2 separate regions of the Mus musculus genome follow, and region 1 is linked to region 2. Evidence: chromatin contacts called from ENCODE Hi-C data. All regions are on one chromosome and are shown on one strand. Each heading gives the region's core, a stretch centred on a gene start or an enhancer-like site at or near the end of the contact. The rest is flanking DNA. Distances are from core to core; before and after follow the strand shown.

What was found. Hi-C counts contacts between places; a loop is a spot of excess contacts on that map.
Region 1: a loop to region 2 is called in a map of gastrocnemius, with 3 times the contacts of the local background. The contact joins two enhancer-like sites. A Hi-C loop is called at or near these places in 4 of 37 maps with a recorded cell type or tissue (gastrocnemius and heart).

The regions. Positions count from the first base shown.
Region 1 is chr1:184,733,709-184,736,408 of GRCm38, forward strand. No RefSeq gene overlaps it. Among named protein-coding and RNA genes, the nearest start is that of Hlx, 2.6 kb to the left of the region's middle. Within about 2 kb of position 1,333, at least 1 of the 3 ENCODE cell types and tissues checked has a DNase peak (open chromatin) inside an H3K27ac peak, as active enhancers do; it is gastrocnemius, where a contact is called at or near this core.
Region 2 is chr1:184,394,102-184,396,820 of GRCm38, forward strand. No RefSeq gene overlaps it. Among named protein-coding and RNA genes, the nearest start is that of Gm34229, 37 kb to the right of the region's middle. Within about 2 kb of position 1,325, at least 1 of the 3 ENCODE cell types and tissues checked has a DNase peak (open chromatin) inside an H3K27ac peak, as active enhancers do; it is gastrocnemius, where a contact is called at or near this core.

The DNA of each region.
Region 1 (2,700 bases), core at 83-2,582, 340 kb after region 2:
CCCAAACAGACCACAGGCCACCTAGATGAACGGTTGTTGCACATTTCAGGAAGAAAATAAAATAATGACAATAACGAAACCACCAAATCTTTTGTTTTCGATTGTCCAAGTAAGTGTCTCCGGAATGATATTCCAAGGCAGGCTTATTTCCCCTCAGCAATAAGATACCAAAAACTGGAAGCCGTGAGGGAACTGCCAGGCTACTATCAGCTCAGGATTGGCGTGAGCTCTTGGATTAATGTCTAACAGCTTCGTGTCCTTGGTCGCCGGTATTGTCATCATTAGCGGACGCCTTTTTCCTCGAAAGCAATCGATGGCTAATCAATCACAGGCTATGATGTCCCAGTATCAGGGACAGGGGTACTAACTATATCAAGGAATGGAGGGGTATAGACAGTTGAGGGCAATGGTGCCTGGGACGAGAGGGGCCGGAAATCCTGTCTAGCAGGGAGCAGAGGGTGGACTTGTGACAAGTACAGAGGCCACCGGAGGTGAGTTTTGGGCTAAAGTTCTGGTGATGCGGTGAGAGACCTGTTCATTAACTTCACTGGGTATTAGAGAAAGCAAGTCACTACTAGCCTAGGGAGAGAGTATCTAGGCTGCCTGTCTCTGTTGCCGGTCTTTTCTAACAGCCTTGTAATTCAGTTGCGATTCCAGTTTAACCTCAAGACGTCCAGACAGCGAAGCGGTCTATAGCCAAGTCCCAGCTCAAAATGACGCTTCGCCCAGAGGCCTGCATCTTCTCCTCCTCCCCTAGAAATAAGGCTCCCCGCCCCTTTCCCCTCTTTGCTCTGTTTGAGTCGGCTGAACCGGAGTTGTGTGTGTAGAACAGGAGTGCTCTTGGGTGTCTGGCTGCGCCCACAGCCCAAACGCATCTGCGGCATTAGAAACCAGGAGTGCCCCGCAGATCAAAGGCTAGGCTGCAAGGACTGCCTCCTCCGCAGCTCAGCTGTAACTGCATCATATCTGAGCGATCCTCCGTTTTCCCAAGCCTGAGGCACCTTTGCAGCCGTCGCAGCCCAGCGCAGCCTTGTCACCCGAGGCCTAATCGGAGCTCCCGGTGCAAAAGAAAGGGAAGGAGAGGAGAGGAGAGGAGAGGAGAGGAGAGGAGAGGAGAGGAGAGGAGAGGAGAGGAGAGGAGAGGAGAGGAGAGGAGAGGAGAGGAGAGGAGAGGAGAGGAGAGGAAAAGAAAAGAAAAGAAAAGAAAAGAAAAGAAAAGAAAAGAAAAGAAAAGAGGGGAAGGACTTTGGGTCACTCTCTCTTGCTCCAGGCCCAAGCCCTGTAGACCAGTCGCTTTGGCGGGAGCTTGGAACACTGCCCTCCTCCTTACCCCTACCCTTCAGAACCAAGAAAGCAGCAGGAAACCCGGGGCTCGCCCGGAGTTCAGGTCATCTCCTGTTTTTTTGATGGGCTCAAACTTGGGCTAAATGAGCGGATATGCCTGCGAGATTGGTCTCAAAATAGAAGCGGTCCTAGTATTTTAGGATACTGCAGAAATCCTTATTTCTTCCGGAGAAAAACTCTATAATGACTCCTAGCACTTCCCCTTTCAATATTTGTGCAACTTTATCTCCACCGGCAAGTTGCTGTGGTGACGCAAATCCGCTCTTCTGTATTACAACTTCCAAAATAAATGCACGGAAATCAATTCCCTTCTAGCAATGAAAATATAAATACACAGCTGCGACTTTCGCCTTTAATCTTTGCTTTCCGAGCGTCCCCGGGCTGTGGTGAAATGAACTAGCCCAGAGTTGTTGTTGCGTTGTGCACCTAGTCAGGGAGGCCCTGGGGGCAGAGGCGTGGACTCCCAAGGGACCTTGTAACCACCAGGGAAAGAAAAGGGCCCGATTAAATCAAATTACTTGAACTTCGTTCACACACTGGCATCCTTAAAAGTGGCTAAAAACTTTGCAAGTTGCTGCTGTGCCTAGGGCATCTGCTCATTTGTGATTACTATCTATACAACCAGACCTCCCCCTTTTCTTTTCCAGAGAAGGCACACAGCCAAAGATTATTTCGCAATACCAAGAATAGTCAAGGTCAAGGCAGGTCCCCTTTAGAATTTGACAATGTGGTTTACGGGGATTTAAGCTAAAGGAAAGGATTCGATGCAAATACAACACTCAGGCAGGAGGCCCAACTGGTCTCTCTTTGGTTCTCTCTTTTGCTCAGATGAGCAAATTCTTGCTTTAGACCCAGGGACACACAAAGTCAGCCACAGAGCATGCTAGGCATTCCTTATGGCAGGAAGAACACTCAAGGTGAACTTAAACTAGCCAGAGCTGTGCTGGACTTCTGTTTCTGTCTTGAGATTCTGGGGAATATAATATGTGAAGTTACTCCTATCTCCACATGGGGACTCCATCTCTGGTTCACTTTCTGTCAAACATGCTACCAGGGTGGGAGTTGTTTTGTTTTGTTTTGTTTTGTTTTGTTTGGAAGGAGAGAGAAACAAATATTTGTAAAGAAAACAGAAGTAGAAATGCAGCATGTCCTGGTATTGAAGACTTTGAGAGACTTGCCTGCTCCTCCACCAGCTAGAGTTAGATTTATGGCCCGCTGGTCCAGTTCACAATTGTCGGTGGATGCAGGACGTTGGGTGGGTGGGTGGGGCTTCTAAATATTACAGTTTAGGCTCTAGAGAACATTTACAAGGAAAGAGAGAGAGGCTGTGAGGGAGAGAACTATTCTAAACAGACT
Region 2 (2,719 bases), core at 75-2,574:
ATATGTGTGAAGACAACAAGACAAAACATGGTGCGTCGAATGAGAGCTGAAGGCAGGACCTAGGAACTTTGCCTACAGTTGGTTCTGCTTGTGTCTACATTTGAAACTTCCATAACAAGGAGTTAGATAGAGATAGCCCCCAGAAGAATAAAAACAAACAAAAAACCAATGTAGAACTTGAGTCTATAATTTTATGCTCTCTCGTGTACACACATGCACTCCAGGAGACCCCTGCTTCACCTACACGGTTTTGCACACTGACTTTGAACGCTTTCCAAATGTGGTAATGTGGCCTAACTTGCTTGTTATTTTTTTTTTTCAACATAAAAGATCATAGGCCCTGTTAGACGCATCAGAACATCATTCTGTTCATCTCGGGGAAACGTTCTCCCTTCCACATTTTCTTTGAAAGAGGAGGACAGAATGAGGCTGGGGGGAGAGGTGGGGGAAAAGAACGGACCACTGAGTTTCCACTTTCCACAGAATGGCAAGGTCCTCGGGGAGACAGTAAATTGAAATTAAGGCTGTTTCAGGCAGCCTACAGGATGTGTCTGCAAATGTAGACGCAGAGAAATGGTGAAAAAGTCTGTTTGTGCCCATTCATACAAAGTGGGGGCCTTGTAATGTGCTCCAGCCCCTGGGAATGGTGGCTGGCCCGAGGAACGGAGGCCGGAAGAATGGGATGGATTTGACATAAGTACTTTTAAGTGTTCTGAAGGCCCCCACTCCTCCCTGTGGTTTACAGCAAAGCCCACTGGGAGCCACAAGGAAAGAGCCCAGTGAATCCCCACAGCTTTTCGTTTTAAGGATAACAAATCTTAAAACAGGTGTGAGCTCAGAAAGCTCCTTTTACTCCTTGCTTTCTCGGTCTTCTGTGGCCAGCCAGCTCTCTCGCTTTGTTATTATCATTCCACAGATGGAGAAGTCTGGAGTCAGGCAAGGGAGGAGAGGAGCGAGAAGCTGAATAAACAAAACGTGCTTGGAGTGACTAATATTCATGAAGTCCGCTGGTCATGCACTATGAAATTTATTAAAGTGTGGTTTCCACGAGAATGTATTAGTGGATCTAATGAACACAGAGTTTTAAAAAGTGGTCTCCAGGAAATGGCTTCTTGGGCTTGGATATGTCCAGTGAATAATGTAGCCAGAGATTATATCGTCAAAAGCTTCGTTAGGCTGCTGGGAAAGGTGGGGGTGCCGACACCAGGGAAGTGGGGATAAAGGGAGACTAGAAGTCTGACGGGTCCGAGTCTTTACTCATTTATACTCATTAAGCCTGGAGACTGCGCAGAAAGCCTCTGAACTTCAGTGCTGCCACCTGGTGGAGACGAAGCGCCATGCGAGGACCTGGGAAACATGGCGCCTCCATCCTCAGAGTCAAAAGATTTGAATGCCTGGTTCAGGCTGCCATTAAAAACCCGGTGCAGTGCACTCATCGTTTCCTTGGTTACTACAGTGTGTTTAGAGCAAAGACAAACACGGGCACGGGCACCGATTGTGCTGAATCAAACCTAAATACGTGTGCTATTTATTTTTGTACATCTGTGATCAGAGAGCCTGAGATAGCTTAAAAGGGAAAATCACTTATTTTGGCTCATGGTTTCAGACATCTGAGTCCCACCATCTTGGCTCAGCTGATTCTGAGCCGCTGATGACATGGTAGAGGGAGCATGCTGAGGAAGATGATGTTCTCCTCTAGACCATCAGGAGGCAAAGCTGCTGGCAAGGGGACTGAGGACCTGACATAACCTTCAAAGGTCCCTCCCTGGCCTACTAAGTCCCTGGATGCTCTACCTCCTATGGTTTCCAGACCGTCCCAAACAGTTCTAGCGTCTGGGGACCGAGCCTGAATACGTGAGCCCTGTGGGGAACATTGCACATTCAGACAAAACAGGACAATGTGTTTTGTTGGTTTCGTTCTTTGTTTTTAAGTTCTCCCATTCTGCTGTTCTATTCTATTGGGACCTTCAGTTAGTTTTCATAGCGTCATATCTTCAGTCTTAGGCTAGTGTGTTGCTCTCTTAAATATGTTTGTTTTATAATCAATTCCAACTCTTGCAAAACGTTGAACTCATCCTGTATTCCTCTCTTTCAATCTATCCACTGTATCAGCAAGCAACCCCTCTTGTTTGTGGTCACAGCATCCCAGGACCATTTCATAGACACCGCCATTACCCACATTTTGACCGACTGGTTCGGCTCCTGAATGATTGCCACAGCCTCCTGATTGAACTGCGGATTTCCAGCTTTCCAGGCTCTGGTCAGCTTCCCTTTAGGCACCAGAAGAGGGCAAGAGAACATGGTAAACACTCGCCTTCATTGCTCAAAGCTCATCAAAGAAAACCCTAGACTTCTACAGTGTGTTTCAAGGCCAGGTCTGCTCTCCCGTTTTCCACTCACTGGTCTTCTTGCTGGTCCCCAGTGAGGCTACCCTCTCATTGCCCTGTCCAAACACTTGACAGGAGGCAACTTAAGAGAGGAAGGGTGTGTTTCTGGCTTACAATTCAGTGAATTAGAATCCATAACAGCAGGGACAGCATAGTGGCAGATGTATGAGACAACTGTCATATTATATACATAATCAGGAACAGAAAGCAGACTTAAAGTGGGGGCCAGGCTACAAACACTCACAGTTGATCAAATCCACTCCCATTCTCTCCCCTACCTCTTCACCTCCCTCCAGTCACTTTCCCCTCCTGAATTCATTTATATGCTTCCT